2 separate regions of the Homo sapiens genome follow, and region 2 is linked to region 1. Evidence: read pairs that join two places in POLR2A ChIA-PET (ENCODE). Cell type or tissue: A673. All regions are shown on one strand. Each heading gives the region's core, and the rest is flanking DNA. Links, peaks and the distances in the headings are about the cores only.

Region 1 (11,327 bases), core at 7,887-10,386:
GAAACCACTAAACAATAAAAATTACAGATAATGTAAAATTACCATAACACACATAAAACTGCTCAATGACAGAAGTATTAGCATTGCTACCCCAATTTTGCTTAACCACATGTTACTGATGCACAATTACTCTGGATTTTCCCAAAATTGTTTTTCAAATCATTGGTCACAAGAACATGAAGATGGAGGGAGGAGCTATGGGCCTTTGGTGAAGCTACTGAGGTTGGAAACACATATAGAAGTAGCAGCTTCTCTGATATGGACCTAATACATCCTTAAGTTTTATAAGGACACTCCTTGAGGAACCCTGTTCTTGGAACCCCACAAATTCCCACCACATATATATTTTTTACAACTTGTAAACAAGCAAAAAATGAATCCACAATGCATCATATACTATAAAGTATATATATAACACTCCTTAAATGCAAGATCTGAGATTTCGAGATAAGATATAAGACATTAAACAGGATTTTTTTGTTGTTGTTAGAGTTTCGCTCTTGTTGCCAAAGGTAGAGTGCAATGGTGTGATCTTGGCTCACTGCAACCTCCGCCTCCCGGGTTCAAGCGATTCTCCTACCTCTGCCTCCTGAGTAGCCAGGATTACAGGCATGCACCACCACGCCCGGCTAATTTTGTATTTTTAGTACAGACAGGGTTTCTCCATGTTGGTCATCCTGGTCTTGAACTCCCGACCTCAGGTGATCCACCCACCTCAGCCTGCCAAAGTGCTGGGATTACAGGCGTGAGCCGCTGCGCCCAGCCTGTTTTTGTTTTTTGAGACAAGGTCACGCTCTGTCACCCAGGCTGGAGTGCAGTGGTGAAATCATATCTCACTGCAACCTTGAACTCCTGGACTCAAGTAATCCTCCTACCTCAGCCTCCTGAGTAGCTGGGACTACAGGCACACGCCACCACACCCAGCAAGTTTTTCTTTTCTTCTTCTTTTTTTTTTTTTTTTTGAGATGGAATCTCCCTATGTTGCCCAGGCTGGAGTGCAATAGCGTGATCTCAGCTCACTGCAGCCTGCGCCTCCCAGGTTCAAGCAATTCTCCCGTCTCAGCACCCTAAGTAGCTGGGATTACAGGTGTGTGCCAACACACCCAGTTAATTTTTGTATTTTTAGTAGAGGCTGGGTTTCACCATGTTGACCAGGCTGGTCTCAAACTATTACCTCAAGTGATGCACCCACCTCAGCCTCCCAAAGTGCTGGGATTACAGGCACGAGCCACTGCTCTCAGCTGTTTTTCTTTTCTTTTGGTGGAGAAAGGGTCTCACTGCGTTGACCAGGCTGGTCTCAAACTCCCGGACTCAAGTTATCCTCCCACAGTGGCCTCCCGAAATGTTGGAATTACAGGCGTGAGCCTCTGTGCCCGGCCTAAACCTAGGTTTTGGTATGCGCAAATTTACCCCAATGATTCCTAGCTATCCATTAAGTGAAATCCAGTTTGTAGGAACTTACCGAACTGTTGAATTGCTCTATCAGCGCTCCAAGGTAATTCTAAAGTCATATGAACTCTTCGCCTTTGATTTTTAGCTCTCCTATCTGCTTGTAATGAAATACCCGAGCTGGCAGCTTCTGAGATGATAGCAATATTCTGTGTCAAATATAAGAAAAATAAAGTCACTTTTGCATAAGAACAAGCAGGCCAGTGCCTTAAATGAAGTCCTTCAGCAGACTGCCTATTCTCTCCTTCTTTCTCAATAATGAAGACTTCCAGTTTTATTTCCCAGTCTCCCTTACGGCTAAGTGTGAACATTCTCCAGCCAGCAAGGTGTAGGTAAAATGTATGATGCACAGGAAATGTCCTTAAAAGTAGGCGACATGCCCTTCTCATCCCCTTGTCTCCTCTCTGTTAGGTAAAATGTAGAGGTACTGACAAGAGTCTGGAACAGGTATCTTGGAATACAAAGGTAACTTGGAAATGGAGGCCCACATAATTTAATGAACAACACGGAAGATGCCTGGACTTCAAGAGGGCATACAAGCCCTGCTCCACCTACCCAAATGTGTCCATGAGAGAAATAATCTATCTTATTGAAGTCAACACTTAACAGACTTTGTATTTTCTGTTATTTAACAACCAAAACTAATTCCAACTAATGTAATTCCTAATGCATATGGGCCTAGATTCATGAAGCAATTATATAAAATAACTAATACCTGTACCTACAATCTTGAAAATACGTAACATTATCTTTTTGTATATATATATTTTTTGAGACAGGGTCTCACTCTGTCACACAAGCTGGAGTGCAGTGGTGCAATCATAGCTCTCTACAGTTTTCACCTCTCAAGCTCAAGTGATCCTTTCACCTCAGCCTCCTCAGTAGCTGGGACTGTGGGCATGTGCCATCATGTGACTATTTTCCCTGTACAGGGCAGGGTCCCATTATGTTGCCCAGGCTGGTCTCAAACTCTTGTAATCCTAGTACTTTGAGAGGCCGAGGCAGACGGATCATTTGAGGTCAGGAGTTCAAGACCAGCCTGGCAAACATGACGAAACCTTGTCTCTACTAAAAATTCAAAAATTAGCCAGGTGTGGTGGTGTGTGCCTATATTCCCAGCTACTCAGGAGGCTGAGGCAGAGAACTGCTTGAACCCGGGAGGTGGAGGTGGCAGTGAGCTGAGATCCAGCCTGGGGGACAAAGTGACGGTCCTTCTCAAACAAAGTCTACAGAAAGAGTCTCTGGGCCAGCACAGTAGCTCACGCCTATAATCCCAGCATTTTGGGAGGCAGAGGTGGGTACACCACTTGAGGCATGGAGTTCAAGACCAGCCAGGTCAATATGGTGAAACCTGTCTCTATCAAAAAATACAAAAATTAGCCAGGCGTGGTGGCGCGTGCCTGTAGTCCCAGCTACTCGGGAGGCTGAGGCACAAGAATCACTTGGACCCAGGAGGTGAAGGTAGCAGTGAGTTGAGATCATGCCACTGCACTGCACTCCAGCCTGGGCAACAGAGTAAGACTCTGTCTCAAAAAAAAAAAAAAAAAGAGTCTCTGGAGGCACCCAAAATCTCTACAATGGTTGGATATGGGAATGTAATCTGTAAGCCATTTACAGTAAATCGTCTTAATATAACATGACATAGCAATAAAATAAACAGTGAAACCAAAATTACTAGTAATATGGACACACATAAATATTTTAGTCTCAAAATCGGAATGACATTAGATGTCACAACACCAAGATGAACTAAGGGAACGTTTTTTTTTTTTTTTTGAGACAGTCTCACTCTGCTGCCCAGGTGGAAATGCAATGGTGCAGTCTTGGCTCACTGCAACCCCTGCCTCCCAGGTTCCAGCTATTCTCCTCCCTCAGCCTCCTGAGTAGCTGGGACTACAGGCACATGCCACCACACCCGACCAATTTTTGTATTTTTAGTAGAGATGGGGTTTCACCACCATGTTTGCCAGCCTGGTCTTGAACTCCTGACCTCATGATCTGCCCATCTCGGCCTCCCAAAGTGCTGGGATTACAGGCGTGAGCCACCACGCCTGGAGAAAACACAGTATTTTTATATCATGATTAAATATTTCAAAAGCCTCCAAAGCACTCAAGAGCCATATCTGATTCTATGCATTACACACAATACTTATTATATTCAATGATAAAATAATAAAAACATGCAAAATATTCAGTGAGTAAAGGCAATTACTAAAAAAATTTGTGTAATAGCTCTGTTGCACAGGCTGGAGTGTAGTGGTGCGATCTCGGCTCACTGCAACCTGCATAGCCCAGGGTTAAGCTATCCTCCCACCTCTGCCTTCTGAGCAGCTGGGACTACAGGCATGCACTACCACACCCAGCTAAATTTTTGTATTTTCAGTAGAGACGGGGTTTCACCATGCTGCCCAGGCTGGTCTCAAACTCCAGAGCTCAAGTGATCTGCCCACCTTGGCCTCCCAAAGTGCTGGAATTACAGGCCTGAGCCACTGCACCCAGCCAATACTTACTATATTCAATGATAAAATAATAAAAACACGTACAATATTCAGTATGTACAATTACTAAAAAATACAGAATGACAATACTCAATGGACATGACTTATATTAAAAGGAAAAAGACTCTTCTAAAGCTTAATCTAAATATACAGGCATTGTTCTTTTCACTGAGAAGCATCTCAGTAAAACATACCTTATCTCCATCCATAAATCGTTGTTTTTCTGTGATGTTTAGTATTTCCACAGGCACATCAAGTTCAGATCTTGACTCATAAGATATGCTTCCATCATCATTGCTCACAACCCGTCCCTTGCGGCCAGTCATCTGAGAAGCCAAACAATGTCATTACAATGAAGGTATCTGACTGCGGTGGATGGACTCAGTGCCTCTTTCCTTGAAGACACTTGGGAGATAAGAGCACAGGCTGTGCTGCACCACACACTGAAGGATACAGAACACTGCAACAGAGTCCCTGGAAAAACCTTGACACATGGCCACGATCACAAAAGATGCGTGATAAGTGCAGTAACTAGGACCAGTGGCTTGGGACAGACACTCAGATACTGCAGGCAGCAGTTCATTGGATGTAGGATGGCAACTAAAGTAGAACAAGAATTCTATGATCTAAGAAATTTAGATTATTATGTGAAGACAGTCAAAATACAACTCATTTTACAGGGGTTCAAATGGCAAAAATGTCACCAAGAGATACAGGCCTATTTACCTCAGCAACGTTCTCAGGGCCACCAAGTTCATCGATAAGTTCATCCAGGGTATTAGGGGGGAGGTCTTCAGCTAATTTTTCTAGCTTATCAAGCAGGTCTTTCTTCATCTGCTGAGCCCTTTCCACAGCATCCTGACTTGTTATAAGGCTACTGTTACTGTTGGTGTTACTGTTAGCTAGATAAAGAACATTTGCTAAAAGTTAGTACAAAGTTTAAATATTTTTGTTTAAAACAGTATTTCAAAAAGGAAGTTTCTGTATGGATACCTGGTGTACTGTTAGGAGCAGGTGAGATAACTGGTGTAGATGAAAAACTAGGTCGTTTTGATCCAAGACCTGATGCTAATAAGGCACTTTGAATAGAATCTGGATCTATACTTTTCTTCTTTTTTTTCTCTTTGTTTTTCTTGTGGTCTTTTCTAATTAACCAGGGATCTGAGTGTTAAGGAAAGATACATGTCAAATCATTTGTTAAAACAAGTACAGAATCTTCAAAGGAAACAACCTTTGAAATTTTATTTTTTTGAGACAATGTTTCGCTGTTGTAGCCCAGGCTGGAGTGCAATGGCGCAATCTCAGCTTACTGCAATCTCCACCTCCTGGGTTCAAGCGATTCTCCTGCCTCAGCCTCCTGAGTAGCTGGGATTACAGGTATGTGCCACCACACCTGGCTAATTTTGTATTTTTAGTAGAGATGGGGTTTTTCCACGTTGGTCAGGCTGATCTCGAACTCCCAGCCTCAGGTGATCCACCCACCTTAGCCTCCCAAATTGCTGGGATTACAGGCATGAGCCACCGCGCCTGGATGAAATTTTTTATATTGTTAACTGATAACTTATCACCACCTACATTGGTTCATCCATACACCATGGGGTACAAATCCATGTTTTCAAGTTAAAAATAACTGCACAAAATTGAGGTTATCTTCTCACATATATGAGGCTCAAACTTCCAGAAGGTAGATAAGCCTGGAGCTTTCCACCAAGCAAAGATTATAATCTGTGTGATCATTTGTACTGTACAGAAGAAAAGGTTTCATATCCCATTTTCAAATATACTGAAATATTATATGCTTTCGTGTATATTTAATATACTGAACTTACCATTTTCATCATCCTCATTAGACTCATCTAAAAATGGGTTGAAATCGTCATCATCTCCAGAACTCATGTTTTTAGAGCTCTCATAGTCACTTTCTTCATTATCAGAGGCATCAGATTCACTTCCACTGTCGTCAGAACTGCTACCAGTAAGGCCACCTACTTTTCGTGCTTTTTTGGCTTCTCGAGTTATTTCTTCACCTACCCTCCGCCACAAACAAGAGAGTCAGCCCAAATTCAATGTTTCTTAAGATCCAGTACATCACATTTAGTTCATGAATTAATTCAAATGAAAAGTGCAGAGGAAAAGTATTTAGGTTAAGTCAAAAAACAAACAGAATTCACAAACCAGCACTAACCTTTTGGACTCCCATAAAAAATAAGGTTATAAACATTTATTCTGAAGAAGAAATTGGATACAAAAGTACTAAGTCAAGACTGCCTTCAAGTGCACAAGTTTCAAAACATATTCAGGACAACAGAGTAAAAGCAGAACCTCTGGCATAGTCACAATTTGACTGTGTATCAGATTTGAGAAGAGGCCTAATAATTACAGGTTTATAGACATGGAATACTTAGAAAATCAATAGAAAATCAATTTATAAAACCTTTTTATTTTTGGAGACAGGGCCTCACTGTTGCCCAGGCTGGAGTGCAGTGGCACAATCATAGCTCACTGCAGCCTCGACTTCCCTGGCTCATGTGATCCTCCCACCTCAGCCTCCCAAGTACCTGGGACTACAGGCACATGCAACCATGACCAGATATTTTTTTTTTTTCCCCAGACAGTGTCTACTCTGTCTCCCAGGCTAAAGTGCAGTGGCATAATCTTGGCTCACTGCAACCTCTGCCTCCCGAGTTCAAGTGATTCTAATGCCTCAGCCTCCCTTATAGCTGGGATTATAAGGCGCCCCTGCCGCCAGTCCTGGCTAAGTTTTTAATTTTTAGTAGAGAAGGGGTTTCGCCATGTTGGCCAGGCTGGTCTCGAACTCCTGACCTCAGGTGATCCGCCTGTTTCAACTCCCAAAAAGCTGGGATTACAGGCGTGAGCCACTGTGCCCGGCGAGAAGTCAACTTCTAAAACCAAAACAGGGCTGGGCGAGATGGCTCACACCTGTAATCCCAGCACTTTGGGAGGCCTAGGTGGGTGCATTGCTTAAGCTCAGGAGTTTGAGACCAGCCTGGCCAACATGGTGAAACCCCATCTCTACTAAAAATACAAAAATTAGCAGGGCGTGGTGGTGCATGCCTGTAATCCCAGCTCCTTGAACCCAGGAGGCAGAGGTTGCAGTGAGCCAAGATGGTACCACTGCACTCCAGCCTGGGTGACGGAGACGGAGACCCTGTCTCAAAAAAAAAAAAGAAAAAAAAAGAAAAGGCTCTTTTAAAGAAAACTACTGAAACACCCAGCTGTCTATATATTAAAGAACAGGTCTGACAATACAAAGACACAGGTTTTAGTTCCCATGCATCATTAACTATCTCTGTGAAACTAGGAAAACTCTTTAATCTTTAAATCTTTCTGTGCTTCAATGATCTCTGTCTATAAAATTGGAAAAATAAGACCTAATTTCGTATGGACCTCTGCCAGGTTATATGGTAGAATGTATATAGCCAAGTGCTTAACACACTGCCAACCACCAGTGAATTGCTCAATTCCTAATTTAAAACGGGGATAACTTGTGCATTCAAAATTGTACAAGTGACAGTGAAAATTTGGAACCATTTGTGAATTCATGGAAGGCAGTTCATTCCCAAAATATAGCCACTTTAAAATGCTTATGTTTTAATTTCAACAGTATTTTCAACGTCAACTATTTTCTTTTTTCTTTTTCTTTTTTGAGACAGAGTCTCGCTCTGTCATCCAGGCTGGAGTGCAGCAGCGCTATCTCGGCTCACTGCAAGCTCTGCCTCCTGGGTTCACGACATTCTCCTGCCTCAGCCTCCCGAGTAGCTGGGACTATAGGTGCCCACCACGATGCCCGGCTAATTTTTTGTATTTTCAGTAGAGATGGGGTTTCACCGTGTTAGCCAGGATGGTCTCGATCTCCTGACCTCGTGATCTGCCCACCTCAGCCTCCCAAAGTGCTGGGATTACAGGTGTGAGCCACCGCACCTGGCCTATTTTTTCTTTTTTAAAGTGCTCACCTTTCCGCTTCTTTATTTTATTTTCTTTACAAGGACTATCTCTTGGCGAACTGTTGTTACTTGGAGCTGTCAAATCGATTCCTAGTAAACTATAAAGTTTTTTCCTGTCTGGAGCAGGAAAATGTTTTTCAATGAGTGACTGCAACACACCTCTGTAGGAGAGAAACAGTGACAATTACTGCTTCAGTTGACAAAATAATTATATGTAAAGTATTATTAAATATATTGAAATATACTTTGTTCAGTTTTACAAAATACTGATAAACGAGCTCAAATAAATTTTAATTTTCTAGCCCAAAGCTGTCCAACTAAATAATAAGAATGCAAGCCAAACCACATACACAATTATTGTATTTTCTGGTAGCTTAAATTAAAAAAGTAAAAAATAAATAAAACTGGTGGAACTAATTTTAATAATACATTTTAACTCAATATACCATGTCAACACATATGTTTTATGTTATTTTCTCTTAAGGAGTCTTTGAAACCTGGCTCAGTACACATATAATAACATCTCAATATGGACCAGTCATTTCAACTGCTCAATAGCCACATGTGACAAGCGGCTGCCATTCTGGACACGGTAGTTCTAGGCAATTATGTACAGAAAAATATAGATTAGCAGGTGTATGTCTTGCTTTTTTCTTTTTTTTTTTTTTTTTGAGACCGAGTCTCTCTGTCACCCAGGCTGGAGTGCAATGGTGCCATCTCAGCTCACTGCAACCTCCGCCGCCTGGGTTCAAGCAATTCTCCTGCCTCAGCCTCTCCAGTAGCTGGGATTACAGGTGCCCGCCACCACGCCTGGCTAGTTTTTGTATTTTTAGTAGAGACGAGGTTTCACCGTGTTGGCCAGGCTGGTCTCAAACTCCTGAGCTCTCGTGATCCACCAGACTCAGCCTCCCAAAGTGCCTGGATTACAGGCGTGAGCCCCATGTATTGCTTTTGAAAGGAGCATCTGAATGCATCCCGAGGCACAAAATAGTAGAGCAGCAAGTTTATTTTGCTCAGTTTACTACCAGAGTTTGAATGTGGAGGTTAGGCAAACTAAAAACAATGCCTAAAACATTTTAAAATCTATTTCTGAAGATCTCATGCTTATTTTCAACTTTTAAAGTAGACTTTATTTTATTTTATTTTTTTTTGAGACAGGGTCTCACTCTGCCGCCCAGAGGGGAGTGGAGTGGAGTGGTGCGATCTTGGCTCACTGCAACCTCCACCTCACGGGTTCAATGGATTCTCCTGCCTCAGCCTCCCAGGTAGGTGGGACTACAGGACGTGTGCCACCATGCCCAACTAATTTTTTTTATTTTTAGTTGAGATGGGGTTTCACCATTTTGGCCAGGCTGGTCTCAAACTACTGACCTCAAGTGATGTGCCCATGTTGGCCTCCCAAAGTGCTGAGATTACAGCTGTGAGCCACCATGCTCAGCCAACTTATAAAGTAGACTTCGTTATATTAGGACAAACTATAGTTACTGTTCCTGTGGATAACGGTAATTTCAAATACAGTACACTAAAACTGAATCTAAGCCAAGCTGTCACAGATTTCCAAGATGTACAAGATAAACAAAGTCTAGCCCTTCTGTTAGTTCACATACTCTGTGTAATATTAGCAAAATGCTTAACATTTTAGGATTATGAGATTTCTGTTATTGTTTTCCAATAGATACACTGTTACAGAAAAGCAGAAAACTCAGATCAAGAAAACTTAAAGATGATGCAGGTGAAACAAAAGTTTTGTCTCCAGGAAATGCCCACATTGGAACTAAGGTAAGGAAGAACTCAAAAAGAAACAAAAACATTAAAAGAACAAAAACATTACTTGGCAGTTGAAACAAAATCATTCAATTCTCCCCCGCCCTCTTCCAAAGCTTCTAATGTTCTAGCTTCTCCTGTAGACTGCAGACCAATTACAACACACTGGAGAAAAAAGAAAACATGTTAATTATGAATAATAATGTTTGTGGCTTCTTACCAAGACATATTTTAAACATTTAGCTAAACAAAGATTTCAAACAAGAATGTCCTCATTATTATAAAACACAAATTTGTTTTACTTATTTCTTCTACATATTTGAGACAGGTTATTTGTCAAAAATTTAGGCAGGAGATAGGATTACAGACAGTAGTAAGCATGAGTGAAGCCCCTGCCCTTGTACAGTTTATAGTATCTTATGCTTTAAGTAGATAAATATTCACCGAAAAGAAAAAACCTTAACGCAATACACATCCATATGTTACCAGTGCTACCAGCTATGGATGACCAATTATAGTGATGTTTACTTTGTTATACTTTTCTGAACTCTCTAAATTCTCTAAGCAGGCATTGCTTTTATAATTTTAAGAAATGTATTTTTTAGAAGTTTTACTATCCTTTAGGAAAACCAGATTTTACAAGCAGAAAACCTCAGCACCCACAAAGACTAAACAACATAACCCCCAAACAATCTCTTAATGAGTTCTTCTACTTACTTTTCCATTCTTGATTTCCTCTCGAGCTAGTTGCACAACCCTTTTAACTTTGGATGCTATGCATAAGTATTTGAAGAACCTCTGGTGAGCAGACCAGAACTGACCCCACATGGACTTCTTCATTCGTTGCTCAGCATCAATCAGATCTGCAGCTTGCTGAAACCGCTCTCTGGCGATGACCCACTGAAGATACATAATCAACATTTCAGACACTTCATCTTTGAGTCTAGTTATTTAAAAATACCAATTAAATCAAAACAATGTTAAGTGCAAGACCATTTAATATTAATTTAATAAATCATCTTTAGTAACTTGGGAATCTATTTCTCAGGATACTCACACAGTTGTCTCAAGTTTCTTATTACCTAATGCAGTCATTTTAGAAAATAATGTGATTTTAAGAACTATGCAACTGAAATAAATGGCTATAACTTATGAATTACCTTAACAAAATGAAAACATGGACAATCTGAAATATAAGAACATTGGTTAGGCCAGGCGCAGTGGCTGATGCCTGTAATCCCAGCACTTTGGGAGGCTGAGGCAGGTGGATTGCTTGAGCCCAGGAGTTCCAGATCAGGCTGGGCAACACTGTAAAACCTCATCTCTACCAAAAAATACAAAAATCAGCCAGGCACATTGACATGCGCCTGCAGTCCCTGATACTCAGGAGGCAGAGTCTGGAGGACTCCTTGAACCTGGGAGGTAGAGGTTGCAGTAAGCCAAGATCACACCACTGTACTCCAGTCTGGGTGACAGAGTAAGACCCTGCTTCAATTAAAAACAAAAACAAAAAAAAACACATTGGTTAAACAGCCTATCATCTGGTAACTCATCTGTTTGTTTTTGTTTTTTGTTTTTGTTTTTGTTTTGCGATGGAGTATCCCTCTGTTACCCAAGCTGGAGTGCACTGGCACCATCTTGGCTCACAGCA
Region 2 (2,500 bases), core at 1-2,500, 440 kb before region 1:
ACATTTGCCACTGGCAGATAAACCACATGACTAAGTGATTATTTGAACTGTGTGCAAAAGCAAGACTCAACAGGCTCTGCTATAAGTCCAGTATATGTCCTTGAAGTCAGTTATCTCGGCTGCCCAACGATCATTTTTATCAACCATCTTTCAGCCTCCTAACTCATATCCCAGCTTTCTAATCTCATCCCCCTCAAATCCATCCTTCCCCTGGCTGCCAAAACGATCTACATAAATGGCGAGTGTGACCAACCGCAGCACTCCCTGGCTTAAATCCTCCAACGGCTCCCTGCCTAGAGGATCAAGCCCAAGCTCCTTAACAGGGCATATGAGGCCATCTGGTCCCTGACTGCCTTTTGGGCCTCAGCCCCCACTACACCCTGCCCTGGTCCCTCCAGCAATACTTATAATATTCCTGTATGCACACACACTCTGTCCCGGCTTCTTCCCTAAGTGCCTTTGTTCCTCCCATATGCCTGGGAGCCCTTCTCCCTCATTACCTGGCTAACTCTTAACTCATTCTCTGAATCATAACTTATGAGTCATTCATCTTCTCCAGGAAACACTCCCTGCTGACCCCCCACCTTCCAAAGGCTTACTGGATCTCCCCCCACCAGTGTGTGGGCCTCACTACTGTTTCACATGTACCCTGTACACCTGCATGATCCTAAATGATGAAAACTATGTGGTTTACTGGTTTCACATCCCCCAAGTGGCACACCACAGATGCTCCGCAAAGGCTGGGTACATGAATAAACTTCTTGACCTCAGTCATGTTCACATTAATGAAAACTACTGTCTGATGGCAAACATGTTAGACCACTTTTGTTTTTTTTCTTTTAGACAGGGTCTCACTATGTCGCCCAGGCTGGTCTCAAACTCATGGGGCTCAAGAGATCCTCCCACCTCAGCCTTCGGAGTAGCTGGATTTACAGGTGTCAGCCACCACACCCAGCTCTGATGACAAACATGAATTTGCACTATGTTCCTCTACTATCCTAGACACTGGGCTGCAGATGTAACCTCGAGGTGCCATTAGTTAACCTTGGAGATAAAAGGTTTGATTTAAAAGAAACATTAGCTGTAACGCTGCTTGAAATATAAGAAATTATTCAAATATCTACTTTTCACATAAACTCTTTGACAAAGTAATGGACTACGTTCCTCACAATCCCTTGACAAATACTTTGAAAAGCCTTCCCTTGACACACTGTAACGTATTCTAGAGACAACAAAGCTAAGCTAAGTCACCTCTCTACTTTCATTCTTCCCTTGGAAGAAATTCTACAAAGGCATTTCCTCTGCTTTTGTATCATTGGGTAAGACATCATTTCCAATGATGAAATCTGAAAACTCACACAGCTGGGGAAGGAAATAAACCAACGAGAACTCTTGTCTCAGCATGTTCTGAGCGCCAGTGATTACCTACGAGTGGCTGGCACACGGTCTTCTAGATCACCTCCCACTGCGTACCTGGCATGAATCTCCATAGCAACATTCTGCTACAAATACTGTAATCAAAGCCAAACAGGCAACAAGGCCGGCATTCCTCAGCTCAAGAACACAACCACTCTGCATACGACCGACCGGTGAGGGTCAAACAGTGCAGTCTACTTCTGGGTTCCTCTTCCAGCCAGTCTCTAACAGGATGTTAGGTCATCCAACTTGTTTCTCTCGTTTCTCCCCTCCCTTCGATGGCAGCTCTTTCCTTCTCCCAACCCACTAATAGCTCCTAGTGGCCTTTCAAACTTTTATATTCTCCTTGATTTCCACAAGCACTTGGAGGAGAGTGGCTTGAATTTCTGTCTCCAAGCAGAGCATTCACCCTGAGCTCCAGAACCACACTCCAACTGCCTGCGGGACAAAGCCCTGCCCATCCCTCATGCTCTGCCTAATCCGGCCTCAATGACTCCCTCCCTCCTGCACCCCCACTGCCCCTCCCCTCCCCGCTCACCAGAGCCCTGTCTCCTACTCACTTCCACTTGAAGCCCGGTTATCACCACTCACTCAGCAGCACTACCCAGGCACATCCTGGGTGCCAGGCACTGTGCTGGGTGCCAAGGACAAAAAGACAAACATGACAAAATGCAGCCCCCAAGCCAGTGGGGGACACAGGGAAGTGACTTACAAAATGTGTGTCAAGTGCCACAGGAGAGGTATACAAAGAAGCTAAGAGACCACGTGCCTGTGACAGAGGTGGGGAAAGCACTTCAGGTCAGCAGGAGAGGGGAAGTGAGAAAGGGAGTCGGGCCAGCTGGTCCGAATACCTCTCCCAGAGCCCTAGCTCAAATCCTAATTTCTTCCTAACCTCCACTTCCGCCGCCAACCTGGTCCTGCCACGCCAAGCCAGCCCACGCTTTGCTGACAGATTAACCTCCCTAAAGAGCAGTTTCAGGCCGGGCGCGGTGGCTCACGCCTGTAATCCCAGCACTTTGGGAGGCCGAGGCGGACGGATCACCTGAGGTCAGGAGTTCTAGACCAGCCCGACCAACATGGAGAA

The links. ChIA-PET counts read pairs that join two places held together with the same protein. Peaks named below come from ENCODE experiments on the same cell type or tissue, not always from the same donor. Only the 100,000 strongest peaks of a DNase experiment are listed, where the experiment ranks them.
Region 2: POLR2A ChIA-PET joins it to region 1 with 12 read pairs; 2 of 35 experiments call an interaction of 5 or more read pairs at or near these places.

Annotation. Positions count from the first base shown.
Region 1 is chr12:123,315,759-123,327,085 of GRCh38, forward strand. It overlaps SBNO1 (strawberry notch homolog 1), which reads right to left. Exons shown (of 32, transcript NM_001167856.3): 14 at 10,394-10,576; 15 at 9,744-9,841; 16 at 7,922-8,073; 17 at 5,777-5,974; 18 at 4,941-5,108; 19 at 4,674-4,849; 20 at 4,142-4,273; 21 at 1,463-1,598. Among named protein-coding and RNA genes, the nearest start is that of MIR8072, 43 kb to the right of the region's middle. In A673, for the core only: no CTCF peak of the experiment used is centred there; no DNase peak of the experiment used is centred there.
Region 2 is chr12:122,887,047-122,889,546 of GRCh38, forward strand. All of the region lies in intron 1 of VPS37B (VPS37B subunit of ESCRT-I), which reads right to left. Among named protein-coding and RNA genes, the nearest start is that of VPS37B, 7.8 kb to the right of the region's middle. RefSeq lists enhancers at 343-422, 433-562, 1,381-2,097, 1,476-1,770. In A673, for the core only: no CTCF peak of the experiment used is centred there; a DNase peak (open chromatin) is centred at 1,345; H3K4me3 peaks cover 311 bases; H3K27ac peaks cover 2,378 bases.